Linked DNA regions of Mus musculus: region 2 is linked to region 1. A link is a loop called in an ENCODE intact Hi-C map of the cell type or tissue named here. Cell type or tissue: heart. All regions are shown on one strand. Each heading gives the region's core, and the rest is flanking DNA. Links, peaks and the distances in the headings are about the cores only.

What was found. A loop is a pair of places that touch in the nucleus more often than their neighbours do. Peaks named below come from ENCODE experiments on the same cell type or tissue, not always from the same donor. Only the 100,000 strongest peaks of a DNase experiment are listed, where the experiment ranks them.
Region 2: a loop joins it to region 1, with 1.9 times the contacts of the local background. A loop is called at or near these places in 2 of 42 quality-filtered maps.

What each region holds. Positions count from the first base shown.
Region 1 is chr9:59,477,979-59,487,428 of GRCm38, forward strand. Arih1 (ariadne RBR E3 ubiquitin protein ligase 1) reads right to left here and starts at 8,396. Exons shown (of 14, transcript NM_019927.2): 1 at 8,001-8,396. The coding sequence starts at 8,369. It overlaps Gm20199 (predicted gene, 20199), which reads right to left and starts at 3,763. Exons shown (of 1, transcript NR_045640.1): 1 at 1-3,763. In heart, for the core only: CTCF peaks have their summits at 4,648 (motif pointing left) and 7,900; a DNase peak (open chromatin) is centred at 7,893; H3K4me3 peaks cover 2,992 bases; H3K27ac peaks cover 1,746 bases.
Region 2 is chr9:59,423,311-59,432,760 of GRCm38, forward strand. Arih1 (ariadne RBR E3 ubiquitin protein ligase 1) reads right to left here. Exons shown (of 14, transcript NM_019927.2): 4 at 3,304-3,396; 5 at 2,813-2,868. Among named protein-coding and RNA genes, the nearest start is that of Gm20199, 54 kb to the right of the region's middle. In heart, for the core only: CTCF peaks have their summits at 1,767 (motif pointing left) and 5,540 (motif pointing left); no DNase peak of the experiment used is centred there.

The sequences.
Region 1 (9,450 bases), core at 649-8,648:
GTTGTTTTCTGGGTTCCACTGTGAGAATGGTGTGGAGGGCTTTTGTTTTTGTCTTGTTTCTTCCCTTAGAGGAGCATTGTGGCACACATCTATAATTCCAGCAGTCACAAGGCAGAGATGGGCAGATCATTTCGAGTTTGAGGCCAATCTGGCCTACATAGTGTTTCAGGACAACAGCCAACACTTCATAAAGAGACCCTATCTCAAAAAAATTTTTTTTTGTTCCTCGTCCTCAAAAGTCAAAAAAACTCCATTAATAAGCCCAGTCAGTATTTCCTTTGCATTTATTCCTGAGATAACATCAGATCTTTTGACTATGGGCATGTTTATTAGTTTTGGAAGTTCTACCATCCTCCTTTACTTATGTTCTTCTGAGGCTCTAGCCACACATATATTAGCACTTTCTGTTAGTTCTTCTGGGTTTATTGGCCTGCTATCGGCCTTTTCTCCATGCTTCAGTTTGAATAATTTCTATTGACCTCTTTTGTCTAATGTGCTATTAAATGCATCTTAATTAGTGCTTAATTTTAGATACTGTATCTTTCAATTTAAGTTCCAGGGGATGCAAAGCCCTCTCTGATATTCCTGGACATGTGTTACACAGACATACACACAGGCAAAACAAACATAATAGTTTTAAAATATCAGGCTTTAAAATTATTTTTTATAAGTTTGAAATATAGTTTAGTGACAGAATTTGTCTTGAATGTTCCCACCTCCTGCCCCAGAAGAAAAGGAGGAAAAATAAAACTAGTTAGAAAAAGTTTTATGGACTCTTATATTAAACCAAGAATTCTTCTGAGTAGTACTACTGCAATAATTAAAATGAAAGAAAGCCCCTATTATCTCCTGGTCATGTCATTTCACTATAAAGCCAGAACACCAAAAGTCAGTACATTACGTTATTAACCTTTTTAAGAATTCTATCTCATTCCTAACAATCTCTGGAAATACTGGTTCATAACATTATGCATCTTCCAAATGGTAATGTATTTTTATTATATAGTTTTCCAATACAAGAAAGCTATTTCACAAAGGCAAATAAAGATTCTCAAAATTGTAAATCAAATAAAACTCAAATTCAGCAACGTTTTAGCTCTTTTCCTTGAAACAGCTAATACATTCTGTTTAAAGAAAAATATGTGTGATAAATATTTAAATGACATAGTTTTTAATACATCTTCCAAGTAAAAATGCTACCCCTTCAGCATTTAGCTAATAAGTCAAAAGTTGAGCACAATTTTTTTTATTTAAAATAATCATCCTACTTTAGTTTGTAGAAGAATTTTATGCATACCTCTCATTTTATCCCACAAGCTGAGAAGATGTGCATTTACAACATAAAACTAGCAAGCCAAGTATGGTGGCATACACACTTGTGACCCCAGCACTTAACAGGCTACATGCAGGGGAGGGAAACTAGTTCTAAGGCATCCTGATCTACATAATGAGTTCCAGACCAACTTGGACTATGCAATTGCAAGACCCTGTCTCAAAAAACAGAAGGAACTGGTATTGAACTTAGACTCATTAATAAGTGAAAGTGTGTGTGGTGGGGAAGAACATAATGAATTACCAATTTATTAGAGTAACTCTTGCTAGGTACCTTAAGTTTTATCTACTCACTGCTTCTACACCATGAATAAATGTCAAAACATTTATAAAGAGAAATAACACCTTGTCAAACAGCTTCTTTGTGGACAATTCTTTGAAAATCAACACTGGAATAAATCAACTGGTAATACCATTATGTCAGTTCATAAAAAGAGCCAAGAAATGACACACAAGTATAAATGTTACATCTAAAAAGGCCTTTAGGCTAGACATGGTGATGCACACCTTTAAACTTTGCTCTTAGTGGGCAGAGACAGACAGATCTCTATGAATTCAAGGCCAGTCTAGTCTGCACAGGAAGTTTCAGGCCAGCCAGGGAAATATAGTAAGATCTAGTAGCAAAAAAGAAAGATTAAATTAAGGGGCTTTTAAAGGTTTGTACTCTTAACCAGTAGTGGTAACACATCCCCCCTTTAATCCCAGCAGAGGGAGGCGGATCTCTGAGTTTGAGGCTAGCCTGGTCTACAGAGCAAGTTTCAGGCCAGTCAAGCTACATAGTGAGACCTAGTCTCAAAACAAAACACCCCAAAGATTAAATAAGGAGGCTTTTAAAAGCTTGTCCTCTTAGCCAGGAATGGTACCATACCCTTTTAATCCCAGCAGAATCAGGTGGGTCTGAGTTTGAGGTCAGCCCAGTCTCCAAACAAGTTCGAGGACAGCCAGAACCACACACAGCAAAAACCTGTCTCAAAACCTATCCAAAAAATTAAAAGCTTCTCTCTTAGAATTTAAACATTGTAGTCTTAAACTATTCACATTTGCAGCATTTAGAAACCATAAATTAATTTACTAGTACTTGAAAAAAATCTTATTTGGCTTCCTTTGGTTTACAGATTATCTGGTAAATAAGGAAACATTTCAAAATGTTTCCCTAGTATTTTTCTGTCAGACTATGTAAGTATGCTGTATGTTGTGCACACAAAGACCAAGGAGTTTCAGCTTTCACCATCAAAGCCCTCATATTTAGTCAAGTAGAAAGACTTAGATATAGAGATGGCTATAACAAGCTCTTGTGGGCTACACAAAATATCCATATAAAGCACTAAGCAAACAAGGAAGCACTGAAAAGGTAAATAAAGAGACCCCAGAGAAAGATAAAGAAATCCTTAAGCAGTTTAAGAGAAAAGTTATTACAAGAAGTAATAGCATGAATAGAAACAAGAAACTTTCTAAGTGTATTATAATTATAAGCACTGCAGCAGTCAGGGCTGTGGGAGATTAGGACAGAACAGTTGAGATGGAAAAACATTAGATACTAAAATGGAAACTATGACTGCCATAAGGAATATGAACTATACTTTCAACAACAACAAAATCTCTTTTAGGCAAAAGAATAACTTTTACATGTGTTTGATAGCAGTATGACAGTTGAACTGAATATCTAGAGTCAAGAGCCAAAATAAAATTAGAGGCCCACAATTAGGATTAGTTATTCAGAGAAACTGGAAAAAAAGGTCTGGAAATCAGTCTGACCTGGGCTAACTGGATGGTGGAAAATGTGGAAAATGAAGGAAGGATGACTCTTAATAGTTAAGATTAGGTAAGTTAGTCAAAGTAGAGCTGCCCCTATCTCCCACAAAAGAAAGAAAAAAGTATCTGCCCCAATGTCTCCGTGCTAAGAGAAACACCCATGGTAGTGACTTCTAGTTGTAAAGTCTTGCTAAGAATCAGGAGATACTTGCCTCTATAGTTAGCTTTTTTAAAAATTAGAAAATCATACTGTCAAGCTATTTAGAATCAGTACACTAAGCATTTCTTAAAATTAGAAAATTATGCCAGCTGGCGCATGCCTTTAATCCCAACACTTTGGAGGCAGAGGCAGGCGATTTCTGAGCTCGAGGCCAGCCTGGTCTACAGAGTAAGTTCCAAGACATCCAGGGCTACACAGAGAAACCCTGTCAAAAAAAAAAAAAAAAAAAAAGAAAGAAAGAAAAAAATTATACCTAAAAGATATACTGTCAAGTAATTGGAACTGACAATATCTGAATTGGAAGTATGATTTTTTTTTAATTAAGCCTGAGGAAAGTGTCAGTAATTATAGCTATTTTTAGCTAAATAAAACGTCTCAATATTAAGGAAATATTACTAATATTTCAGTTTTGTGTATATTTGCCAAAGCATATGTGTATCAAGTCACTTCTGAAACTCCCTTTAAAACGGATAACAAGAGGAAAGAAAAACAGCTACTGAACAATGTGTGCACTTTGAAACATGACATGGGAAAACTCCTCTAACAATATATGGCACTCCTTATTTAAACTCTAAATCTTAGCCTGAAAACCAGACTTAAGTTTTCAAAGTAAAGCTCTGAAAAGTTGACTTGCCAGAAAAGCTCAGGAACAACTTTCAAGCTTTGTTCTAAACTTCCATATTATCCAGCAATTTACCTGGTCATCTACTGCTACACACTGTAAGACATTTATCCTGAATTAAAGTTGAAAAAAAGAACATTTTTGGAAAAAAATTCAATTATATGATTGCAAAAGTCTACCTGACTGCTCAAAAGAGCAGGCTGTTAGCTGGGCATCAAAGGCAAGTGGATCGCTTGAGTTCAAGGCTAGCCTGGTCTACATAGACTCCCAGAATAGCCAGGAATAATACATAGAAAGACCCTGTCTCAAAAGAAACAAAAAGAAAAGGAAAAAAAAGAAGAAAAAAAAAACTTTTAGACTTTGAACTAAAAACAATCAAGACTGCTACCATCATCAAGGGTTCCGTAGGATCCAGCCAGCTTAAATTAGAAGCATGATCACTTCCTGATCCAAAAAGTAGCATTCATCAAATGCAGCCTAAACATATTCTTGTTCTACTTATTACATCACCTTATAGGAAAATTAAGCTGTTTATAGATATTAATGTAGTTAACATGTAAAAGGAAAATAACAACAACAAAAAGAGTGGCTGGAGAATGGTTTAGCAGATAACACCAGATCCTCTTGCAGTACAAGAGTTCACTTCCCACCATCCATCTACTAAGGGCAGCTCACAACCATGGGTCACACTACAGCTCTGGGGATCCAGCGCCCTCTTCTGGCCTCTGCAGGCACCCACATACCCACACATAGACACAATTTAAATAAAGACCTTTTTAATTTTTTTAAAAAAAATACAAATAAACAAAAAAAGTAGTAGCTAGCTAAAACAGAGAGTGCACCCTGTTGTAGTTAGCACTTGATGTGTATGACACATTTGTAGTCCTGGAACCCAAGAAGCTGAGGCAAGACCATCACTGGAGCCCAAGAGAAACGAAAAGAAAAGGAAAAGGCCTTGGCAATACAGGGAAATTTGATCTCAAAACACAAATGAAATAAATTAAAAAGCATGAAAAGAGGGGAAAGTATAAATACATGCTATGTCATAAACAGAATGATGATATAGCATGAGTTCCAGGATGCCCTGAGCTGTGCAGTGAGACTCCTGTCTCAAAAATACATATAATGAATATATTAAGTCCTGGGTATAGCTCAGGGATAGAATACTTGCCTAGCATATGCCAGGCCCTGAGTCACACTACAGGAGAATTCAAAGTCAGAACTATATATAAAAGGGTTTTGTTGTTGTTGTTTTCTGTTTTGATTTTGTTTTTGTTTTGTTTTTTTGAGATAGGGCCTCACTATGTAGCTAGCTCTGGCTGTCCTCTAAAGCAATATATTATAGATCAGGTTGGCCTCAACTACAGAGATTAACCTGACTCTCCCTCCAGAATGTTGGTATTAAAGGCCTGCAACAATATGCCTCCCTCCTCAAAGCAAAAATTTTAAATGACTATATGATAACAATTAGGCAACTAGTTTAACTTGAAAACACTTAACACCATCTCAATCCCTTGAAAATGAGCCTTTCACTTTAATTCTACAAGTGGACTTACACGAAGAAATAAGAAAATATTCTATGTCTGACCTCTGATATGTATACTTTTAAGTTAAAAACTATAAAAAGCCAGTAAATAGATTGGCTATACAAATTAATGTGCAATCACTAAGTTCTTTAAAAGAGTAGTTATTTATTAGAGAAAGTTCTTCAGAAATTCTTTCTGGTTTTTCTCCCCACTGAAAACAAATTACACAAAACCATTCTGGTTTTTGTTTGTTTTTTTTAAATATGTATGGCTATGTAGGTTCCAGTAAACTAGCTACAGCTCAAATTTTGATGTCTCTTGGTAACTTACTTAGTAAAGTTTCTCTTTACTTGTGAGATTTTTTTTTTCTTACAATGTGCCTGTACATCCAAGCAATGCTTTGAATTTAAATAACCTAAAACAGAATCAAGCCTAGTTTAGATGTATAAGAATACTAGCTCAAGGAATGATGGTCTGGGATATATCCTACCTTTGCCTTGACTGGTATTTCTAATTATAAACTTTCAACAAGGGATACATGCTCGGGTGTTCATGAATGCTACTTAAGAACAGTATTACTCATAAATGCTAAAGTAATAAATCAAGAAAATATGGAAAAGTACGACACTACCCCCCTACCCCCACCAAAATCCCCAGTTTTTATAGGTCTTAGTAGTTCATCAGCATTCATTCTTATCTAAAACAAGAAAGGATAATGTCATGCATAACAGCTACCTGACTGGTAACTGAGATAAATCTAAGAACTGACAAAACTGGATGAGATTTAACTAAAGTAAAATACACACTTTTAAGTCAAAAAGTTATTTTTGAGAATATCTTTGATTTATTTCAAAACATAATTTTAATGCCAGTAAGCTAGGTAAGTTTGATGATTTAATATAATTGCATGTAAATAAAAGCAATTCAAGTTTTAACCAAATTCCTTGCTAATGCAATTTTTTTGTTTCTTTAAAAAAAAAAATGAAAGAAAGAAATCTCAATTAATTATATAAAAACTAGAGCAGTGAAACTTAACTGACTTCTACAATCCTCCCATTTATTTTTTTATTGAAAAATGCACCATCATCTACAATGAAAATTGAGTTTCCACTACCAACAACACTAGATGAGATTTTTCCATTACACCAAACACATTCTTTAATGCCTACAAGGTTTAATCTGCAAAACGGTGCCTTCTGAATCAAACCATAAACATGTTAATAATGGAAAGTCAGCAAGTAGGCAGTAACACTGATAATCTGTCCATTCTAAAGTTAAGAAGCAATGTGCTTAAAAAAAAGAGTAACTTCTTGTTCATATGTAGTTTCCTTCCATGTAGCTACTATTTTCTAAAAGTTAAAATGAATCAAGATTTCACTCTGATTTTTCATTTTTCCAACATTTTTCGAGGCTGACCCTAGAGCCTCGAACTTTTTGCTCTACCACTGAGCTGTTATTATCTCCAGCCCTCTTTTTACTCTATCTTGAGAGAATCTCACCAAGTTGCCCGGGACAGCTTTGAGCTCACTCTGTAGTCCAGGTAGGCCTTGAACTTGCCACCATCCATCTGCCTCGACCTTCTAAGTAACTGAAATTTCAGACTTTCACCACCGGGTCCTATGTTATCTTTACTTTCCAATCATATCCCATTTGTAACAACTTTTCCCCCAAACAAATGTAAATTTATTTCCTAAAGCTCAAAAATACAAAATCGGGATGTATATAGCGTTAAATAGGATGCAGTTTCTGGTCTGAAGCAAGTTTAACTTCTATGCACGAAACAGAAACCTTCAGAGAATAGAGTCCAGAAGCCGGAATGCCTCTACTTTCTAATTCACAATAGAGTTTTGTCCAATTAGACAACACTGTGTTTTATTGTTGCCGAAGCTGCAAGGGTGGGTAGGGGATCTGCAATAACTATTCCAACAGCTTCCATCAAGTTACTTGCTACCAATGGAAGAAGTAGCAGTTAGGTCCCAAAGAAAACATACTCCTCCCACTCCCCCAAAAATGTAGGCATAAGCCTCACCATCAGAAAATAAGGTCCATCAGCACCTCTTCCGAGAAATAGTTCCCTTCCCCCACCTTTAAGTAGCCACTTAGGACTGCCAAGGAGATCCATTTCTTTATTAGCCGGTGCCCACTTGGAGCAATCATACACTAAAGCTGCTCTGAAGGGCCTGCCCTAATCCCATCTGAAACTGCTCAAAAGACTCAAGGGCTAGGGATAAACCTTGAGAAAAGGGCCGGGTTCTTTCTGACACCTCTTTCACACTCACCACCTCACCCGCCTCTAGCCCGCCCCGGTATCCCATCCTCCGGCCGTAGTCATGCAGGAACTGCCGGCCATAGCCGCTCAGGCAGCCCCAGGCCTCCGCCATGCCAGGACTCCGGGAAGCACCGCCCAAGCGCACCTCCCGACCGGCCGGCAGGGCACACAGGCCCGTGACGAGCCAGGCCCTGGCCTGCTCTTCGGCGCCGCACAGGCCGCCTTGGGTCCGCTCCCTAAGCCGGCTCCGGGGCCAGATGGCGTGGCGGGGCCCCTCACCTGGATGACCTCGTTGACCTCCCGGATACATTCCACCATGTGCTGCAGGATCTGTTCGGCCGTGAGCACCTCGTAGCGGTAATCCTCCTCCTGCTCGTGTCCCGGGCCGCCGCCGCCACCGCCACCGCCGCCGCCGCCTCCCGGACCCAGAGCGCTGCCGCCGCCACCGCCAGTCTCCCCGCACAGCAGTCCGTCTCGCTCCCCGCCGACGCCCAGCCCGGGCTCCACCAGCTCCACCTCGCCCAGATCCAGGTTATCATCGTCCGGCTCGTCCTCGTCGTCGTCCTCCTCCTCCTCGGCGCCGCTGTCCTCCTCGCTGCACTCCTCGTCCTCGTCGAACTCGTAGTTGTAGCCCTCGTCCGAGTCCATGGCGCGACGCGCGCGGGCCCGGCAGACGCTGGCCGCGGCGCGGAGAGGGCGGGGACGCCGAGGCCCCGGCTCTCGCTCCGGCTCCGGCTGCCGTCCGGACGCAGGCCTGGTTCCGGCCCCGTGGGCCGCGGCTGCTCCCCGCGTGCGGCGGTTGGAGGCGGGCGGTGGCGGCGGCGGGGAGGGCGCGGAGCAGGGCGGGAGGGAGCGCGGGGGCCGCTTGCTGCCGGCCTCAGTCAGACGCCGCTCCGCTCCGGGCTCGGACGGAAAACAGTCCCCTGCGCCACCTCCGCGGCCGCTGCTACCGCTACTGAGCCAACAAAGGGGCGTGCGTCACCGCGCCGCGCTACGTCATCGCGTCGGTCCGCTGCACGTCACCGCGCCACGCCCCTTGGCCCCTGCGTAGTATTTGGGGAGACCCCACGGCCGAGCCTGAGCAGGACGGGAGCGCGGCGGCGCGGCGGTGGCCCGGAGACACTGGGAAGCTGTGGCTCCTTGACGTGAGGAGGCTGGGGCCTTCCGGTCGTGGGGAGGAGTCTGGGGAGCGCCCAAGCGGAGGTTTTCTCCGAGGACCTTTCTCGCTTCCGGGCCTCACAGGCACATCTGACACGCCCTGGCTAGTTCCGGGAAGCCGGTAGCTGTGCTGCTAAAATTCCGGTTGCCCGAGTTACTGCCTGGAAGGTAGTAGTACGCGGAACCTCCAAGTTGGGTGACAGGTAGTTGGAGTGTTGCTGTCCACTCGTGGCTCTACAGCGGTTCTTGGGTCCCCCTGATGTGACGTCATAGTAAAGACTCAGTTCCTGAACTCATCTTGACAAGCACTTCTTGAGGGTCCGGAACAATGTGACAGTCCTGTTCCTCAATTAAGGCCATCAATTCCTCAATCACTAAGGGCCTTCCATAGATTAGTGCTCATTACCACAGAGTCCTAGTACCCAGATTATAGCGGAGGCACCCGAGACTCTAAAAATAAAAGTGTATATACCTTGTGGTGGCATACACCTGTCCAGCATGCACAAAGGCCCCAATTTCAGTCCCCAGCAATGGAGCAGAGAGGTTTTCTGATACATAATAAATCTTACAT
Region 2 (9,450 bases), core at 957-8,956, 54 kb before region 1:
ATATCTTTTATAATGATCTGCTTGCTTACCATGTAGGAATAGCATCTTTTTAATCCTTTATTTTTTGGGGGGTGGGGGTAAGTGTGAGGTGTGTGTGTGTGTGTGTGTGTGTGTGTGTGTGTGTGTATTCATGTGCACACTGCTGCACAAGAACATGCAGGTCAGAGGACAACCTCAGGTGTTATTCCTCCAGTAAAATTTTGTTTTTTGAGTCTTACAAGTGTCTGCAACCATGCTTGGCCTTTTTCCTCCTTTTTTCCTGATGTGGGTTATAGGGATCAACTAAGGTATTCATGCTTGCATAGCTGACGCTTTTAACAACAGAATTACTGGCCTAGTACTGGAATATCATCTACTTAATGATCTGGAAAAGCCAGTGATTTCAAGGAAACAAGGCACAATAGTTTTATGTCTCACAACTTTTCCAGCAACACATTATATAAAACAGGTGTGAAAATGAGTTTTGGTTGAACTCAGAGATAGAGTTTCCAACTGTGCTCTTAAATGTATACACGCTGGAAGACAACCCTTGCCATGTTGTCATTAAAATATCTGAGAAAACTGAAAAACCTGTTAAGCCTAACTGGCAGTGATATTCATATCACTCGTATCAATTCATTTAATTAAAAAAAAGTTCTAAAAAAAGATGTTTTAATATCTAAGACAACAATTCTGTATGAAATCTACTGGATATAACTCATACCTGTCTGAAAACCACATTTTTCCCCTATTTTCTACTCAAGACCAAACTCACATCCTAGTAAAGTTTTTGTAGAAGGAACACACAATGATCTGTTTTCACTCTTGTTCTCATTTATAACTGATAAAGTGACACCACCAGTGACCACTTGATAGCGTTCTCTATCTCCCACCCATTTTGAAGTCAGGTCTCATGTATCGCTGGCTAGCCTCAAACTCACTCACTATGTAGACAAGGATGACCAGTGCTGGGATTATAGATAGGAGAACCACACACACCTAGTCTCATGTAGGAACAGAGCCAAGGGCTTTGTGCCTAATGGAGTTTTGTCATCGATACTAGTCAAAGGTTGTAGTAATATGATGTGTATTGATGTAGTAGAGGATGCTTTAAGAGTGGGGAAATATTGGTTAATGAGATTTGTTTAGAAGGCTGGTCTAACAGAGCTAGTTCCAGGACAGCCAGAGCTACAGAAAGGAACCTTGTCTTGAGAAAGAGCAGGGGGAAAGGGGGGGGGGGGGGGGGGGGGGGGAAGGGAACAGAGGGAAGGGAAGGGGCGAGGAATAGAGGGGAGGAGAGGAGAAATAGAAAGGAGGCTAGGCAGAAAGGCTCAGCAGGTAAGAGCACGTTACAACAAACCTAACAACCCCAGTTGGATCCCTGGGACCCACATGTGGTATGGTACTTGGGAAAGATGGCTCTGTGGTTAAGAGCAATGACTGCTATTCCAGAGGTCCCGGGTTCAATTCCCAGCAGCCACATGGTGGCTCACAACCATCTGTAATGGGATCTGATGTCCTCTTCTGCTCTGTCTAAAGACAGTGGCAGTATACTCATATAAATAAAATAAATAAATCTTTATGAAATAATAAAAGTTAAAAAAAATTCCCCCAAGTAGAATATTTGAGCTTTAGTAGCTGTGCTGGTCAGGTTAACTTAATTAGGTTAAATTTACTTATTAAAAACACTGCTGGGGCTGGTGAAATGGCTCAGCGGTTAAGAGCACTGACTGCTCTTCCAAAGGTCCTGAGTTCAAATCCCAGCAACCACATGGTGGCTCACAGCTATCCGTAATGAGATCTGACGCCCTCTTCTGGTGCATCTGAAGACAGCTACAGTGTACTAATGAATAATAATAAATAAATCTTAAAAAAAAAAAAACTGCTGTCATTTTCCTTTATTACTTTTTATTCACAGAAAAAACTTTCTGTATAGGCAATAAAACCACTTATACAATTTGTATATGGATATTCAAGACCTCAATGTGCTTGGCATCCTGAAATTAAGTCAACTGACAAACCTGGGCCACAAAAACAGCACTGGCCCAGGAAACCAGCAGCGGGTTTATACCAGGAATTCACTATGCTTCTTTCCCATGTTTCCTTCTTCCATCCAAAGAGGAACATCTGTACTGAAGAACTAGTTTACAGCCTCCATGTAGTACACCTTTCAAACTATTAGCAGCATTTCAGCAGAGAACACTCTATCCCTGAGCACTGCAGTGAGGGGCTAATGATATATCAATAAAACTCTGGCGCAGCCTTCTGCTTATTGAGGCAAGTGCTGGAGTTCCTCAAAGACTGCCAGACTCAGCTGCATCATACGCTGAGTTTCTTCTTTTGGAAAATACAGGTATTATGTACCTGTACTGAGTCTGTCTGTTCCTGGTCTCCCTCTTTATTCTAGCACTGACATTTTCATAATGACTCACATTCTTTCCATTCTATTCCACTTTTGTTTTTGATTTTTTTGTTTTGTTTTTTTGGTGGACACAGGAAACCAAAACCAGAACCTCACATAGGCTAGGCAACTCACAGAGCAACACTCCCAAACTCTTCCCTGATTCTGTCTTAGACTGTTACCCAGAGAACATAATTTAACACATTCATTATCCCATTATACAATTTCAATATTTACCAAAATTTGGCTATCACATATTGCCAAATAAACCATAAGAATGACTACCTAAGTGACTTTTTGTATAATAAACAAATGAGTGGGGAATAAAAGCCTCTTGAATTTTAATAATTTACTTTCTCAGAGGTACTAAGTCAAAATTAATTTAGTTTAACCAACAATACTCAATATACAGAATCTATCAGAAATACTTACATAACTGTGTTGTCATCCACTAAGATATCACAACCATGCGCAGGACACGAAATAGTCTGAAAAAGACGAAAATTTAAACTATGCCTTCATTCAGCACTATTTATAGGATGCTTATCATTGCCTGGCACTCTCCTAGATTCTGATGACACTTTGTTTGCAGGCTCTCAATCCTTTCCCGTTATATTTCAGGAAGTATGTCTTTAACTATCCTTCTAAGCAATCGCTTTTGCAACACAGAACGAGATAGTTAAAAGCAAAATACCAGACAAAGCTCTCTATCAAGATTAGCCTGATAGAAATTATCAGAGTTGATGCCTGCTAGGAAAACATTACCTAGATTAGGCTGTTAACTGGAATATCACAATCTAAATCTTTTTTTCCCCTAAGACTTTTAATCTAGAAAAATGTTTACTCCTGAAACTTTTATCTGGTTATATTTATGTAAGGGTCTAGACATTACAAGTAAATGTTATAAGTGAAAATCAAGTTACCTGCCCCATGCCTTCCTCCATTATTTTTGTAGTTAAATATTCACTCCAGCACTGCATACAAAACTTATGTCCACATTCAAGGCCAGTAAAATACTGTAACAAAAATAAAAAACAAACTTTAACAAAGACATTATTTTTAAAAGTAAGAGAAAAAAAGTGAAAGTACCTAATACCTAAAATGCCCATTTTACGATAACCAAAAAGCTCCTAAAACTAACTTCTTTGAAGACAGACTACCCAATTATCAGGAATGCATCTGTGGTTAATCTTTACAAATTTTACACAGGTAAATAATAACAAGTATAAATTAAATAGACAAATGTATGAAAAACATACTACTGAAAACAAAAAAAAAAAGCGTTCAATTTTGTTAGCTACTATGGAGATGTAAATCAAACCACAATGAGATGCCATGTCACACTCACTAGGAGAGCTGTAATTAAAGAGACAGATATTACCAAGTATGGAGATGGACAAACTGGAAGCCTGTTCCAATATACTGTTTTGTGAAAATCTATCATAACTCTGGATAACAACCAGGCAACAACTACCTCAAAATACTAAGTGCAGTTGTCATGTAACTTCTGCCTTGGTTACTTTTCTAATGCTGTGACAAAGCACCATGGCAAGGCAAGGTATAAAAGAATGTTTAATTTGGAGCTCGTATTTCGGGGGTTACAGGCCATAACCATCGTAGCAGAAAGTACAACAGAATGAAGGTTTATATCTGATCCACAAGCACAAGTCAGAGACAACTAATTGAAAAACCTGTGGGTTTTGAAACCTCAAAGACAAACCCAGGACACACTTCTTCCAACAATCTCCCAATCCTTCCTAAACAGTTCCACCAACCTGGGGCCAAGCATTCAAATATACAAACCCATGAGAAACACTATGGAGCAAGTGATGCTAGCAGACAGAAGAACTGATAGAGTTGAAGCAGGTACAAAACCCCTGGAGAACCAGTTCCCTGCCAAGCTCTACCTGTCCTTGAACGAGTAGCCATAACAGCCCACCTAGAGGGACCATAACAAATAGTCACATAGCAAACAAAAACAAAAACAAAAAACCCCCAGAGTTCTCCATGCTATTGAGGTATCTAGATAGATCCCAGGTATTTAGCCAATAAGATTCCCTTCCTGGCCATTCCTTCCTGCACCAAGAGTAAGTCATATATGCATTTATATCGACCTCATGAAATAAAACAGTTTAGACAAACAAGGACTGTCTCCTTCATCAAGGAGGTGGGAGGGGATCGGTTGTAAAGAGCCTCACCTAAATCTCCATGAGATGGCTTTTAGTTTTTCAGCTCCTCTGTATTCTTGGCACTCACTTGGAACCAAACCAAACCTGATTCCAAACCTAGACTCACCCATCACCTTCCTGTTTGGACCATAGTGGTATGCGCTAAGCAGCTGCCCCATTCTCAAATCCCAGTGGTCACCAGTGTCTGAGTGACTGAGAACCACATTATCTGTCCCAGATCTAGTTGTTTCTTGCCTGGAAAAACACAGGCTGTGACCCCTACCTATCACTGACTGTGTTCTGCCTACCCTGAACAGTCTACAGCAAGGCAGAAGATAAGTGACCCATCAAACAACTCTTGTTCAAAACATACCATATGACCTGACCACTATACTCCCACAGTATATTAATGAATAGAAATAAAAATACGCATATCTCTATAATAAACTTCATACACAGTATTTATAGTTACACCAGACATAATAGCCAAAATACAAAAACAACTTAAGACATTCACCAACAGATACATGTGAAACAGCTATATAATAGAATATTTAGATACAAAAAGGAATAAAGTTCTGATAGATGCTACAACATAAATAAACCCTGCTAAAACATGTTAAATGAAAATAGCCAACAACAAAAGGCTTCACCCAATTTAGATGAGAGGTACAGACAAGTCTTTAGAAAAGAAACAATGTTTATCTAGGGCTGTAGATTTATAGGGAAAGGAGAAATTAATATCAAAAGGTATGGATTTGTTGGTTTTTCTGGGGGCGGAAGGGATTATTAAAAATACTTAAAATTTTAAAATAATTATGATCATGGAACAATATGGAAAATTGCAAAAGCCACATTAAATAGTATGCTCGGGGGCTGGTAAGATGGCTCAGCAGATAGGAACACTGACTGCTTTCCAAAAGTCCTGAGTTCAAATCCCAGCAAACCACATGGTGGCTCACTACTACCTGTAGTGAGATCTGGTGCCCTCTTCTGGTGTGTCTGAAGACAGCTACAGTATACTTATTTATAATATTAAAATACATTTTGGGGCTGGAGGGAGCAGGGACTGAGCGAGAGGGGTTGACTGGAGCAAGCAGAAGTCCTAAATTCAACCCCCAACAACCACATGAAGGCTTATAACCATCTGTACAGCTACAGTGTACTCATATTCATAAAATAAGTAAATCCTTTAAAAATATGCTAGGACAATTAAAAAGCACTAAACTCAACAAACCTGTATTTTTAAATGTTTTTCAAATATATACAGGACTTCATGGAATTATGTGGTATTAATCTAAAATTTTGTATAGGCAGGGTCACACAGTGAAACTCTTGTCTTGGGAAAACCAACAAATCTGTAGTAAATCAAGATATTTATTGAAAAAGCAAGTGTAGTATCTTTAATCTGTATATAATCTGCAGAGGTAAATGCAGGAGAATGAACGATTCAGGACCAGTCTTGAATAGATGGGATATAACTCAGTGTTCAAGAACTTGCCAGCAGCTATCACTTGAAGATTAATTATCATAACTATAAAATAAATAGTTAAGAGCAACAGAAAGCCAGGCATAGTAATATGTGCCAGTAATTCCAGCAGTATGAGGTAAAAAGCAAGAGAATCACAGAGATTAGGGACAGCCTGAGACAAACAGGTTAAGACATGGCCACAGAACAAAGAAAGACTGTATTCTAATCTTTGCCTACAATGTTTAGAAAGATTAATAACATAAAGATAGTTGAACAAAATATAGTATATTTAGAAGACGTAAGACTCAAATAAATGGTTAACTTGTTTTGCTTTTACCTAACAATATGACTCATAGGCAATTTTTATCGAATTTGTTTGATGTTCTAAGGATTCCCTAGCACTGCCAAGTAAATACATAAAACAAAACCGACCTTACAATATTTATGATTAATATTACGGAAGTAATATAAATTTATGATATTTTAAACAATACATTAAAAATACACTAAAAAAATCCTTTGAGGACTCTATTTTAAAAACTGAATCAAGTAATTCAATTACAATGCTAGATTGGTAACATGTGTTAACATGGGTGTGAGAGCATTCAAGCATGTTAACATGTTTACAGTGGTATGTGCTGCACTTCAAGTTGTTTGGGAGATGGAAGCAAAAACCTACTTCAACAAAAAAGGGGCTTGAACTATAGAACCTTACCAGGTGCTTGCACCAAGCACCAGAAGTGGTGTGGAAACTGTGAGTAGTTACTGCCCTTCAGCCTGAGTAACACTGAGACAGACAGTTATCACTTGAAAAATTCCTTTGCAGTATACATTTATATAGAAAAAAAAAATCTTGCTTGTGTCCCTCTTCTGTTTCATTTACATAGAAGCAACTGCTCTTCTCATTTTTGATATGAACACGCAGAGATAACCTAATGTACACACACAGGATGAGAGTCTTATGTTACTTTATTGTTTGGGTTTTTAATTTCTTCAGTGGCTCCATAATGGTACGCCGGTTTATCTTTTTTTCTGTTCGTGTGTCTATTATTTAATTTTGTGTATATGTGAAGGAATGGAGAGTAAACCCATGTAACCTGCAGGTGGCCAAGGAAACCAGTGTCATTCAATCTCCCTATAACTTGAGTTACGACTGCCCAATGTGGTGCTGAGAACTGAACTTGGGTTCACTTCAGGAAGAACAGAACAAGTGCTCTGGTCCTGTGGGGCTTATCACTTGAAAACTTCAATTTCTTCAACAGTTCACTATTTTTTTTTCTTTTTTTCTTTCTTTCTTTCTTTCTTTTTTTTTTTTTTTTGGTTTGTTTTTTTGTTTGTTTGTTTTTTCAAAACAGGGATTCTCTGTGTAGCCCTGGCTATCCTGGAACTCACTTTGTAGACCAGGCTGGCCTCAAATTCAGAAATCCTCCTGCCTCTGCCTCCCAAGTGCTGGGATTAAAGGCGTGCGCCACCACGCCCGGCAACAGTTCACTATTAATGAACTGTTCCTACCACTGTCACATTGACTAATATACACTTTGTAAACATGTGAAATCTTAGGGAAGAAATAAATACAAGATGACAGGTATATACAAACTGAAAGTTATTATCAGGTCCTCTTGTAACAAGTGGCAGCAATGCCTACTGGGCAAGAGAATACAGTTTCTCACACCCACTTTATTACTTACAGCTTTTTTTAAAATCAACCTAACATTTGAAAAACAAAGTAAATTATTTAGGTTTTAAAATATGTTTTTTAAACTCTCTGATTTTTTTGTTTGTTTTTCTAAATAGGTTTCTCTGGAGACCAGGCTGGCTTCAAAGTCTCATAGATTTGCCAGCCTCTAATTCCAGGTGTGCTCCACCATGCTTGGCTGTTCTTTGAAATTTTATCATGTAATTTAAAACAATCCTATTCACCCTCATTCTTCCTCTTAAGTCCTTTTTTTTTTGGGGGGGGGGGAGATTTAACAGCATTTCTCTGTATAGCCCTGGCTGTCCTGGAACTCAGAAACCCACCTGCCTCTGCCTCCCGAATGCTGGGATTAAGGGTGTGCGCCACCACGCCCACTCTTAATTCCTCCAAGATACACACTCACAATTATTTGATTAATTTTTAACTCATTTTTAAAAATAGTGAAGTTTCAACTTTGTGCACGTGCAGGGTGGAGGAGTAGGGGTGTCGTGGAGAGATTCCAATTCAGTCTGTTTCTTTTCTCAGGCATTTTCTTCACATAATTTGCTCAGTTTTCAACTGGGTTATCCCATGAAAACTCACCCCACTCCCAATTTTAAAGGCCTTTTTTCTAATTTAGGTAACTGGCCTTTAAAATTGTACAAATTTACTTAGTTTTAATTCTGAGTGTTCACATTGTGTTGCCATGCAGAACACTTTTCTTATACATAGTAAAAGTCCTTAGTCTTTATGGCTTCTAAATCAAGCAAGTTTCAGTCTGTTTCCACCTCCATATTGTTTCCACACCACATCCTGTGTAACCTACCTTCTCTGTAACGCCTCCTCTGTAACACATTAGCTTCTCCTACAGCTCTCTTCTGCTGCTGTCTCTTCTTGCACCTGCCAGTTTAATGCTCACTCTGCCCTCACAAAAGCTAGTATTTTTCCAACTACTATTCTGTCTTCTTAAAATATTCAAGTCATCTTTGTATCGCCCCTAATATTTAACATTTCTTTCACATTTCCTATTTAATTTAATTTATTCCTAGCTCTTCTACCTCTCTTCTAAATGGTACTTTTAAAAGTTTTTACTACATTTTCTAATTAGCTATTATATGAAATATATTTATAAAATTGATGTTCATGGTATTATATGCAAAGAATTAGAGGATCAACAATTCTACATTCAGCATATCGACTATTATGTTTTCAGTACAGAGAAGTGGCCGTGTAAAGAAGCATAGCACAATCCTGAAGGCAGAGTAACAAACACATGGGATGTCAACTTTGAAGCTATAATAATCTCATTTCTCTCCATCACTGAAAGGGATATGGCACTAATTTGCAACAAGATCACAAGAACCTTTTTGTGTCATTCTTTTATTTAATCAAGACTCATTAAGATTAATTAATTAAGATTGATGGTCACAGTGATTAATAAATTACTACTGTGTTCACTGTACTTTCTAGTCTGGGGTCTATTATCAGAGAATGTTTTACAAGATGATAGATTTAACTAGCAAGGAATGATGCATGCCTACAGATTCAGAACTTGGAAAGCTAGTTAGTTAAGAGAAAACGATCCTGAGAATAGTAAGTTTCAGAGCAGTTTGAGAATATGGCAAAACCCCGCATCTAAATGACTAAAAATAAATGACTACACCGGTCTAAAGAGAGTGCAAAACCTAACCTATGGTCTGAACATATGTATTCACTACACTGGATAAAAAGTATTATTCCAACTACATTCTTACAT